Linked DNA regions of Homo sapiens: regions 1, 2 and 4 are each linked to region 3. The links are chromatin contacts, found by Hi-C or POLR2A ChIA-PET in ENCODE. All regions are on one chromosome and are shown on one strand. The core of a region is the stretch at or near the end of the contact, and the rest is flanking DNA. Distances in the headings are between cores, read along the strand shown.

Region 1 (2,700 bases), core at 186-2,685, 1.2 Mb after region 3:
CTTGTGCAGCAGTTGCTGCCCACCTTACCTTTGCAGGACCCTCTCTCATCTTCTTGATCTGATCCTTATACTTCACTAGCTCAGCATCCAATCGAGAAATCTTCTTGTCAATGGATTCTGCTCTACTGTCCACCTTAGGGGAAAATATCAAATGCACTGGTAGTTACTGCAATACACTTATTCCAGAAGGGGCAGGTAGAGAGGAAGGAATACAGAGGAAGAAAAGAGGAGCTTAAGGGGAAGGGTGAAAAACAGTGGTTCACAAAGAAGGGTATTCCCAACCAGAAACCCTGGGCTTTATAAATTATTCTCTTACCCCCCGCCACACTGCCCCGATTCTGATATACCAGGTAGCCTTCAAGTGGGTTGGGGCAGAAAATAATTTGAGAATCACTGAGTTGAGTTGGAATTTCCCTAGAATCAGAGACTAGCCAGGCTGAGAGTTCCTCCAAGAGGCACATGAAATGGGCCAGTGCCAAGTGAAACCAGCTGATTGTAGATCTAATGCCATTCCCTAAATCGGGGATGGTGGCTTAATCTGAGGGGCTAGGGTTCTGAGTTTTGTGTTACTGAGATCCAGGACGAAGGCACAGATATGTTGACCTAGGATATCAAGCTGAGTCCTGATGTGGACTGGGGATGACAGATGGAAGAAGGGTAAGGGATCAGGCAGGATGAGGTGGGAAGGGTGTATGGGCCTAGGGCTGGGTGAGGTGAGAGGATCAAGGCGAGAGCGAGTGGACGGGCAATGGGCATCAAAACGGGTTGGGTGCTGGCAGGGCAAGGCAGTGATGGGGTTAGGGGTTCCCTGGTTTGTGGCGTTAGGAATGACTTGGGTAACAGGGATGAAGGGGAGAAGGTGAGATAGAGAGGGACGACGTGTAAGGGGCCCAGGACCCGAAATGAAGTGGAAGAATATGGGCCCGGGGCTGGGGGTGGGCGGGGTCGGGTGTGTCAGAGGTCCTGAGCCTACTTATGCATGATCAAATGCCCACCGTGCCAATGCAGTCAGTCAGGCTGGGCGGCGGAGCCTTGGGTTTCGCTTTCCCGAAGAGTCGGTTCATCTTGAGCAGCCGCGAAGAAACCCAAACACTAGAGCAAAACCAGAAACGGAAGCAGAGTCACTCCCGCCTCGACTTCCGGCCCCTCCGTGCGCAAGCGCAATATGCCTCCTGGCGTTTCCCGATTCTTTTTCCGGATTTTCAGCCGGGTCTTCCGGGGATGGAGAGCAAAAGGACTTGGTGCTCTCGGAGAGAGCCTGCAGGGGGCGGGGTGTTGGTAGAAGGAGTGGGAGGGGTTTTACTGTAGCAAGGCGGGGCCTCAGTTGAGTGGGTGGGGCCTGGAGGCAACTAACGCGGCATAGGGCGAGGGCGGGGCCGGCAGGCCGGGGCGGGGCTGGGAAGTAGTCGGGCGGGGTTGTGAGACGCCGCGCTCAGCTTCCATCGCTGGGCGGTCAACAAGTGCGGGCCTGGCTCAGCGCGGGGGGGCGCGGAGACCGCGAGGCGACCGGGAGCGGCTGGGTTCCCGGCTGCGCGCCCTTCGGCCAGGCCGGGAGCCGCGCCAGTCGGAGCCCCCGGCCCAGCGTGGTCCGCCTCCCTCTGGGCGTCCACCTGCCCGGAGTACTGCCAGCGGGCATGACCGACCCACCAGGGGCGCCGCCGCCGGCGCTCGCAGGCCGCGGATGAAGAAGAAAACCCGGCGCCGCTCGACCCGGAGCGAGGAGTTGACCCGGAGCGAGGAGTTGACCCTGAGTGAGGAAGCGACCTGGAGTGAAGAGGCGACCCAGAGTGAGGAGGCGACCCAGGGCGAAGAGATGAATCGGAGCCAGGAGGTGACCCGGGACGAGGAGTCGACCCGGAGCGAGGAGGTGACCAGGGAGGAAATGGCGGCAGCTGGGCTCACCGTGACTGTCACCCACAGTGAGTGTCGGGCGCCAGGTGGGCTCCATGCAGGTCCCGAAAGCCCGGCGGGGTCTGTGGGTTTAGTCACGTGTCCTCCAGAAGCGTGTGACCTTGCGCTTGTCCTGGCGTCCGGAAGCGTGGGTTATTGGTTGTGTCCGTGGAACTGTCTTTTGTCCCGGGCTTGTGTCTGTACACTTTTCCATGTGGCCGGTGTATTTTGTCTCTGGTCATTTGTGCGATCCTGGGTGTTTGAGCTTCTCCGTGCTTTACGTCGTGGGCCTGGTTGTGTTTGTGTGCCCGCGCAGTTATTGTGCCCTTTGTGTCAGGCATATATTGGGCCATGTGGTCTACGACTGCTCCGTGTGTGATAAGTCAGAACTTCGTGCATGCCGGGGTGCTCCTCGTGTGCTGAGTGCCTTCTCCGTGTGCGCCGCTTGAGTTGGCCGTGGGTCCAAGCGTTGTACTCTGGGCACCCTTTGGGTCTGCCTACTGTTGGAGTTGACACACCACCAAATGAAGTCAGTACACCGGAGAGCTGAGTCCATGAGGTTTCTCTAGAACCAGCTAGGGGAGGCCCAAGGGTCTGGGAATCTGGAGACCTGGATTCTAGATCCTGCGGTTTTGAGTGACCTTGGGATGGACGGCTTCTTCTAAGAATCCGGTTTCTCCTCTGTGAAGTAGATTTGGTAACCCTGGCTCCTGCTGACCTCACGGAGCTGTTGGGGGAACCAAACCTTGGTGTAATGTACTGTACACAGGCTCCCTCCTTGCTGTCCGCATCCCTGGAAAAGAATTGGCG
Region 2 (2,700 bases), core at 66-2,565, 1.2 Mb before region 3:
GCTCTTAAAGCAATGCCCTGAGGAGAATACAATTCTCCAGGGGCATTCTGATTGGCAGGTGAAGCACAGTGCCATGTTCCCAGCACTGATTTGGGAAGTGGCTTGTCACATCCCACAGTGAACTCAGTCAACTGGAATGCCTAACTCTCTTTCATAAGACCTCCTGCTACATTATGTTTCTCCCAGACTGTACTCAGGTCCAAGAACAGAATTTACTAGTCTATCCTTCTCAAAGTTCATCATTAAATTCAGTCATTCATCCTAGCCTGTCACATCTACCTGGGGTCATTATTAGCTATCTCTTCTAGTTTCATATATCTAAACTGGTTCCATCGGTTCTATTTTATAATGCAAGTACGTAATAGGGTCACGGCTAAAGACACAGCCCTGGAAGGTACTGTTTTTCAAAATGTACTGTCAACTTACATTTCAGGGCCTCCTCCCAAGGAGAACATGAGACCACTTCATATCTGGAACTCTAGAAACACTGGCTGCAGCAATCAACCTCCTGTGCCAAGGCTGGCCCCACTCTTGTAGCATGGACACTGCTAGCTGGGTTCAAATCCCAGCTCCAGCAGTTGCCAGCGCTGGGTGACCTCGAGCAAGTGACTACTCCTCACTGGATTGTAGGAGAACTAAATGTGATAGTCATTATTTACAGTTCACCACACGCTCTTCACATCCGTTACCTCCCTGGATCCTCAAAATAACCTCATAATATTGGAAGGCCAACGGACTACTGTCTTTATTTTACAGACAGGGAAGCTGTGTCTTGTTCTTGGTACCCTGGCACCCCCATGGGAGATTCGGGCTCAGGGGATCCCCACGCCCGGCGGTCCCGCACCTGCAGGGGCACCCCTACCCCCGGCCGCCCCGTACCTGCAAACACTTGTACAGCACAAAAGCCGCGACGGCCGCGGTGTACAGCGCCCCCAGAGGCAGCGACCCGGCCCGGGTCCGCTCGCGTTGATCCTTGAGCGGTGGTCGCCGCCGGGGTTCCGTGGCTCCAGAGCCGGGGTGGGCTGCGTTCCCTGCGGAGGGAGGATACAGGCGAGTCAGCCGAGCTGGGGCCTGGGACCCGTGCGCAGTCCCAGCCCTCCTCCAGCAGCCCTAGCTGGTACCTGGGTGTGCCCGGAGGTCGGGATTGGCGCGGTCTCCTAGGACCCCGGACAGCGCAGACACAAGCAGCAGCCCCACCACACCCAAGAGCGAAACTGCGCCCGCCATTGCCGGCCCACGGGTGGAGGGATCGGGCGGGCGGTGCCGAAGCGGTCCGGCATTGGCCGGCCGCCCCAACGCGCACGCGCACGCGAGCAGGCCGGCCGGCTCCGGGGAGGCCACGCCCACTCCCCGTAGGGCGGGGCCAGACCATATTTGCATAAGATAGTGTCATTCTAGCTTTCCTGTATTTGTTCATTTCGTGTCTATTAGCTATTCTGCTAGCCACAATGCCTCTGAAAGCCTATAGTCTTAGAAAGTTATGCCCGAAAACGGTTTTTTTAATCTCACGCCACCAACTTTCTCACCCTAATCATAAAACACAATTTCTTTAGGGCTATAAAATACTACTCTGTGAAGCTGAGGACGTGGTTCGTGCTGAAGGCCTGTATCCTAGGCTACACACTGAGGACTCTGTTCCTCCCCTTTCCGCCTAGGGGAAAGTCCCCGGACCTCGGGCAGAGAGTGCCACGTGCATACGCACGTAGACATTCCCCGCTTCCCACTCCAAAGTCCGCCAAGAAGCGTATCCCGCTGAGCGGCGTGGCGCGGGGGCGTCATCCGTCAGCTCCCTCTAGTTACGCAGGCAGTGCGTGTCCGCGCACCAACCACACGGGGCTCATTCTCAGCGCGGCTGTTTTTTGTTCCCGAGACCACGGCTCACTGCAGCCTCGACCTCCCCGGGCTCACGCGATGCCTCACCTCAGGCTCCCAAGTAGTTGGGACCGCAGGCGCACGCCATCATGCCTGGCTAATTTTTGTATTTTTTGTAGAGACGGATTTTCACCTGTTGCCCAGGCTGGTCTCGAACGCCTGGTGTCAAGCGATCAGTCCACCTCGCCCTCCCAAAGTGCTGGGATTACAGGCGTGACACCGCGCCCGGTCAACGCGGCTGCTTTTCATGCGCGGGCAGCTTTACGCTGTTCTTGGCCTTGCTATGAAGTCCTTGTGCTCATTACTCCAAATATGGAGCATTCCTGAAACAGCCTCCTCTTCTACCTCCCTCTCCCTTTGGCAAACGCCATAGTAGCCACCATTCACTGTGTAGCTGGTACACAACATATGGACTCTGCTTGGGCTAGAATCCTGCCTCCTGTACTCAAGAGCGGTGACCTTGTGAAACTTAGTTCTCTCTCCGTGCCTTCCTTTCCACTCTGAGGAATGAAGATAAGCACTTACTTCAAGAGCTATGATGATTAAATGGGATCACTCAAGTTAGAACCGTGCCTACTTATTAGTGATTTTTTTTTTTTTGGAACGGCGGGTCGCTCTCTTGCCCAGGCTGGTCTTAAACTCCTGGGATCCTCCCGCTTCAGCCTCCCGGGTAGTTGACATTACAGGCACGTGCCACCCCGACGGACTCTAGTGATTTTTTAACTTGAGCAGCTACTACTGTAAGCCAGACAGTTGAAATTACACTGACTCTCCCTGACATGCCGCTGCATTCCCTTTCTGCATACTGGGTTCTACACGACCTTCAGT
Region 3 (2,700 bases), core at 137-2,636:
GGCCTCTCTCCTCTTCCTCTTTGCCTGCCCTTTCTCTCCTCATAAATCTCCCAGCACAGAAAATAAAATCACACTCCTGCACATAGCCTGTCCTGTATTCTGTTTAGTTCTCTTGCACACCCTCTGTGGGCTCCCAAACAGCAAGAGCTGTGTTCCCACCTAGCCTGGAGCTAGGCACACAGCAAAGGGTTGGATAAAGAATGCCTTTGAGGCTGGGCGCCGTGGCTCACGCCTGTAATCCCAGCACTTCGGAAGGTCAAGGTAGGAGGATCGCTTGAGCTCAGGAGTTAGAGACGGGCCTGGGCAACATGGGGAAACCCCGTCTCTACCAAAAACACAAAATTTAGCCGGGCGTGGTGGCCTATGCCTTTGGTTCCAGCTATTCGTCAGGCTGAAGTGGGAGAATCGCTTGCACCCAGGAGGCAGAGGTTACAGAGAGCTGAGATGGCGCCACTGCATTCTAGCCTGGGCTACAGGGCGAGCCTCTGTCTCAAAAAAAAAAAAAGAAAGAAAGAAAGAAAAAGAAAAAGAAAAATTCCTTTGGGACAAGAATGTGAGAACAAGGAGGAAGGGACTCGTGGGAATGGGGATGGGGAAGTTAAGGAGAATAGACTGGTCAGAATGAGTCCATGGGGTAAAGTGAAGTGAAGAGATGGGAATGGTGGATAAAAGGAGAGAGGTAAGAAACGGTGGATTGGGGTAGTATGGGAGAGGAGGCCGGGATTAGTGGGAAAGAGTAGGACAGAGTCAGAGGTCAGTGGGAGCACTTACCAGAGGTCACGGGGGTGAGAAGGCTGGGGTCAACAGAGAAAAGATCAAGGATCAGTAGGAGAGGTATGATTAGTGGTCACTGGCGACGACGAAGGTCAGAGGTCATCAGAAGGAAGGTGTGCGTACGTTACCTGCTTATGAGGCTGTTTATGGGGAGCCTTCGCAGAAGCAGGAATCATCTCAACCCCTGGAGAGCCTACAAAACGCTCCCTCGTCTGAAGACAAAAAGTTTGTCCGTCTCCTTGACCACACACAAGAAATCTGGACTCTCTTCCACTTCAGTTACCAGTCGCAACGGTTCTTTAGGGACAGCCGTCGTTGTGGGTCCCCGTGCCCTTGCAGGATAGAATCCAACTCCCTGACGCGGTTACCCAGCAACCGACCAGCAGCCAAGGCGCAGGCGCTTCGGCGCGCCCAGCCGGCCCGGAAAGGAGGCGGGGTTGGGCGCGCGGCGAGCGAGTCTCCACTAAGCCCCGCCCCCTCAGGAATCACAGCTGGGCGGCCGCGCGCATTCGGAACTCCCGCATGTGGGTGGGGCTGGGGTCCCCAGGCACCGCCTCCTCATGAATAATGCAAGATCCGGGCGGTGTCCCGGACCCGGAAGTGGAGTTGCCGAGTCACCGCAGTGGCTGAGCTGCTGACAGGAGGCGGCAGCGGAGTAGGAGGCGAGGCAAGACCTGCGGCTCGGCCCGGCCACAGCCGCGGTAGTGCTAGGCAAGCCCACGGAGTCACGCCGGCCTCAGCCAGTCTGCGAACCTCTCGCCCCCGCCCACCCCTGCATCCGCCCGGCCCCTGCCCGCCCGAGTGGTCCGGGGAGGCCTAGTCTGCACCACCCGCCGGGCTCCTGGGGCCGCCGCCCCGCGCGGTCCTGTCGGCGTCCGCGGCCGCGCCCGGCCCCTGGCCCGCTCGCCCGCCGGCACCATGATGGAGGAGATCGACCGGTTCCAGGTGCCCACCGCGCACTCGGAGATGCAGCCGCTGGTGAGGGGGCGGGCGGCGGGCAGGCCAAGGCCGGAGGGGGCGTCGCTTGAGGGGGAGGGAGGGAATCAGGCCGGGGGGATCGTGCGGAGGGGCGCCATCGGATGGGGCAAAGAGATCCCTGAAAACGTATTGCCGGGGGACGGGGACTTGCAGGACAAGAAAACCGTGGGAGAATATGCTGGATGAGAGCAAAGGGACCTGTAAGGGCGGAGGGCACCGTCGGTGGAAGCAGGGCACCGTCGGATGGAACGGAGGGGGCACAAAGGTGCACACCGCTAGTGGAGGCCCATAGCAGGGACTGGCGAGGGAACTGCCATGGGGCACCGCCGGCGGCAGGCCCAGGGGTCTGGGATGGGAGGTGGGGAGGCGTTTAGTCCTAGAGGCCTGTGATGCTTAGGGCGGGGGAGCCGTCAGGCTAAGAGAGATTGGGAATCAGCTTTTAGAAGAGGAGGGGCTTGCCCGCCTGTCCGCTGGATATACGGACAGGAACGCTGGGCCGGGGCGAGGGACCCAGTGGGGGAAGGTGGTTGGTGCAGAACCTGGGAATTCCGTTCTCCGGTGGGGAGCGCAGGCAGACCAGGCTGGGGGCATCTAAACCGGGAAGGAGAGTGCGCGGCGACCAGATGGGGAATCGGGGTGCAGATGAGAGTGCTCGGGAACCGACGGGAGAGGAAGTGGGGTCGCGCTGGAGCTGCCTGTGCGCACTGGTTGGGAAGAGCCCCCATCATCTTAGGCCTACGTGCCTGAAGTCCTTGCTGGGCGCGGATCCTGCCGCCTGTCCGCGGTCCCGGAGTCAGGGAGGAATGATGTCATCGCTGCTGGCGCGGAGGGAATGGAAGGGGGAGGGCAACTCGGGTGCACCGAGGCTAGGCCTAAGGGAGACCATGCTTGCTGGCCACCGCCCAGGGGGCTCCCTGACCTCGCTTGTCTGTCAGGCAACCGGGTGGG
Region 4 (2,700 bases), core at 44-2,543, 1.1 Mb before region 3:
TGGCTACTGTATTGGACAGCACAGATAGAGAACATTTCCGTCACTGAAGAAAATTCTATTGGACAGCACTGTTCTAGGGGATACAGAGAATAAGACCAGTTGAGGCCTTTTATATGTGGTTTGCCTAAAGGAAAGTTCAGGAAAGCCTCCCCTGAGAGGAGATCCTGTTGCCTCTCACTAGTCCTCCGTAGATCCACCAGGCCTGTTGACTCCCTTTATCCTTGGGGGTGAAGGGGGGTGGGGATCCCTCCTTCCTGGCCTATCCTCACCTCTGTAAGAGCGTGCAGCTGTCCCTGGTGCACACAGACTCCCATGAACCTGCAAGAGGATGGGGAAGATAGAAGGATAGGCTATTAAAGGCCTCAGCTCCTCCTCAGTTCCACTTTTCCCGCGGGATCTTTCCCTTTCTCTCCCGCCCAGCAAGCTGCCCAGAGACTGGGGCCGCTCACCTTAGGATGTTGGGGTGCCTGAGCCGGTTCATCAGCTGCACTTCCCGTAGTGTGTTGCCCCGGTTACTGGGGAGCTTGTTCATCTTCAGCACCATGACTTGCCCTGACTGTCGGTGCCGAACCTGGGGGCAGGAGCAGCCGGCGAGGGCCGGGCAGGTCGGGCGGGTCGCCGGAGTCTGGACCCTCTTCCCCGCACTCCCGGCCCCCTAGTTTCAGCCTCTGGTTGAAGGCTCGGTCCCGCCCCTCTGCCCTCTCGGCCGGTCCTACCTTGTAGACCTCAGAGAAGAAGCCGGCCCCGATCTTCTCCGCGCAGTGAAAATCGTCCACACGCGCCAGGCTAGACACGGCGCTGCGGAGAGCCCGGTAGGAGGAGGGGCGGCCCCGGCCCGGGCCTCCGCCCGTGCCCCCCGGCCCCGGGGGCCCCTCCCCCGGCACCTCTCCAGGCCCGGGCCCAGGGCCCCGCAGTGGGGGCCGTTCCCCGGCCATGGCCGGGCCCCCAGCCCGGGCCTGCCTCACATGGCAGGGTCCCCAGGGCCCGGGCAGGCCGCGCTTGCCATGGGCGCGGGCCCAGCCCGATCCCGGGCGCCCGGACTCCGGCTCCCGCCCTGAGAATGGAAGATCCGCCGAAGATCCTGGACCCGCCCCCGCCGCGCCGGCTGGCTGGGCCCGGGTGGACGCCGCGCCGCTCCGCTCCGCGCAGGGCCTGGGCTTGGGCCTGGACCGGGCGGTGGCGGTGACGGTGGCGGCAGCGCTCCGGGGCGCCGGCGGGCTGGCTTGCCGCGGGCGGAGGCGGGCGGGCGGGCGGGCGGCGGCTGCTCCGCTTAGCCGCCGGGGATCAGGCTCCGCGGCCTGCCGGGGGCGGGGCTGGGCCGGGCCTCCGCTTAACTCCTTCCAGCCCGGCCTCCCGGCAGCGGCCACGCCCCCTCAGGTGCGCACCCCCGCCTCCCCGCTTTCCGGCCGCGATGCCCTGGGCCGCCCGGGTCAAATAAGCTCCGGCCTGAGCTTGAATAACGGGAGGGAATTAAGGGCTGATGGTGCGCATGCGAAGCTTAGCTGCCCAGGGAGTCCCCTCTCCTCCCTGGGTTACTGTCCGTTGAGGGTCGGGCTCAGAAACCTGCCGGATTCCTGGGCTCCAGGGACCAACGGGGCAGAAAGGTAGGCCCCTCAGGCCCAGCCGCAATCAGAGGTAGCCTAGCAACCTGTCCACCTTCCTGGCCTGCGCCCCGGCCCAGCCTGCCCATTTCCCAGGTCTCTTCGACTCCGACACCTTGAACCTCTGGCCTCCCTAACACCTTCTACCTTCACGGGAGGTTGTGATACCCCGGGGCTATAGGAAGCCTTTGGCCGGCCCATACCCAGCTTAGCCCCGACTCCTCCTCACTTCATCCTGCCGCCTCCCAATAAAGAAGAGAGTCCAGGTCCTCCGCCCTGTGACCACCCAGCCGGGACCTCCCTCTTACTACTTTGCCCAAAAGACTCTAAGAGAGAAGCCTCCACCTGCAGGGAAGCCCGTCCTTCCGCAAGATCCCACCCCCCTCAAAGAACGCTGTCCCTCGGAGACCCCTCCCTTCCTCAGTGAGACACCTCCCTTTCGGGGGCACTTTTCCCCAGTGTGGCACTGCCACCGTCAGTGTGTCAGAACCCCTCAGTGCTGCACCCCCTTGCTCTGTGTTCCTCCCACGCAGTGAGACCCCACCTCCGAGGAAATCCACTAGTCATTGTGACCCCTCCTCTCAAGGTGACTCCTCCCCTCAGTGTGACCCAGCCCTCCTCAGTGTGAGGGTTCCGCCCTCCACGTAGGAACACGGTCTGCCCCCTAAGGCCGGAGGAGGGGCTGCAACTGGCCTCTTTAAGTCGGCGCGGTGCCTGGGTGCGCACGCAGTCTCAGGACTCCGTGCACTCGCCGTACCAGACGCTTCCGGTTCTGCCGCTGGTTCCTCCTCCGGCCTCGGCGAAATAGCCAATCATCGCTAGGGTTGGGTGGTGACACGCGATCCCGGCGGTCCACTCCGGGGCAAACGGTTTAAAAGGGCGTCGTTGAGCCGCCTGCCACCTAGCGGCGGAACGGTGGGCGGAGGGAGAGAAAGCTGCCGTCTCGAGTGCGGAGGCAGGCTGAGAGCTCCTCGAGGAAGCGAGGCTGAGTCCTGCAGGAATTCTCAAGTACTGTATTGATATTTCTGTAGTAAGCTTAAAAGAGAATTAATACAAGCACAGTCCGTATCGCGTGGGGTTACCGTCTTCCAATGGAGTC

Evidence for each region. A loop is a pair of places that touch in the nucleus more often than their neighbours do. ChIA-PET counts read pairs that join two places held with the same protein, here RNA polymerase II (POLR2A). Pooled maps may share reads with other maps.
Region 1: a loop to region 3 is called in a pooled map, with 16 times the contacts of the local background. The contact joins the promoter of BAG1 here to the promoter of FAM219A in region 3. A Hi-C loop is called at or near these places in 1 of 37 single-sample maps with no recorded cell type and 7 of 50 pooled maps. POLR2A ChIA-PET finds 5 or more read pairs at or near these places in 1 of 52 experiments (naive thymus-derived CD4-positive, alpha-beta T cell).
Region 2: a pooled map shows a loop between it and region 3 (8-fold over the local background). The contact joins the promoter of CCDC107 here to the promoter of FAM219A in region 3. A Hi-C loop is called at or near these places in 1 of 37 single-sample maps with no recorded cell type and 6 of 50 pooled maps. POLR2A ChIA-PET finds 5 or more read pairs at or near these places in 2 of 52 experiments (PC-9 and activated CD8-positive, alpha-beta memory T cell).
Region 4: a loop to region 3 is called in a map of CD8-positive, alpha-beta T cell, with 18 times the contacts of the local background. The contact joins the promoter of TESK1 here to the promoter of FAM219A in region 3. A Hi-C loop is called at or near these places in 2 of 168 maps with a recorded cell type or tissue (CD8-positive, alpha-beta T cell and naive thymus-derived CD4-positive, alpha-beta T cell) and 9 of 50 pooled maps. POLR2A ChIA-PET finds 5 or more read pairs at or near these places in 1 of 52 experiments (HEK293).

What each region holds. Positions count from the first base shown.
Region 1 is chr9:33,263,443-33,266,142 of GRCh38, reverse strand. BAG1 (BAG cochaperone 1) reads left to right here and starts at 1,435. Exons shown (of 7, transcript NM_004323.6): 1 at 1,435-1,919. The coding sequence starts at 1,469. CHMP5 (charged multivesicular body protein 5) reads right to left here and starts at 1,094. Exons shown (of 8, transcript NM_016410.6): 1 at 996-1,094; 2 at 29-133. The coding sequence starts at 1,064. RefSeq lists enhancers at 887-1,126, 1,657-2,246, 2,377-2,426 and a silencer at 1,307-1,626.
Region 2 is chr9:35,656,907-35,659,606 of GRCh38, reverse strand. It overlaps CCDC107 (coiled-coil domain containing 107), which reads right to left and starts at 1,315. Exons shown (of 5, transcript NM_174923.3): 1 at 1,122-1,315; 2 at 880-1,031. The coding sequence starts at 1,227. ARHGEF39 (Rho guanine nucleotide exchange factor 39) reads left to right here. Exons shown (of 9, transcript NM_032818.3): 9 at 1-264. It also overlaps RMRP. RefSeq lists a silencer at 1,193-1,452 and enhancers at 1,535-2,042, 2,043-2,551.
Region 3 is chr9:34,457,256-34,459,955 of GRCh38, reverse strand. It overlaps FAM219A (family with sequence similarity 219 member A), which reads left to right and starts at 1,386. Exons shown (of 6, transcript NM_001184940.2): 1 at 1,386-1,752. The coding sequence starts at 1,693. It overlaps DNAI1 (dynein axonemal intermediate chain 1), which reads right to left and starts at 1,151. Exons shown (of 20, transcript NM_012144.4): 1 at 903-1,151. The coding sequence starts at 950. RefSeq lists enhancers at 1,025-1,094, 1,191-1,485, 1,048-1,588 and a silencer at 1,465-1,714.
Region 4 is chr9:35,603,855-35,606,554 of GRCh38, reverse strand. It overlaps TESK1 (testis associated actin remodelling kinase 1), which reads right to left and starts at 1,293. Exons shown (of 10, transcript NM_006285.3): 1 at 717-1,293; 2 at 450-571; 3 at 270-318. The coding sequence starts at 935. RefSeq lists silencers at 428-687, 469-763, 698-867, 888-1,187, 1,218-1,467 and an enhancer at 1,948-2,057.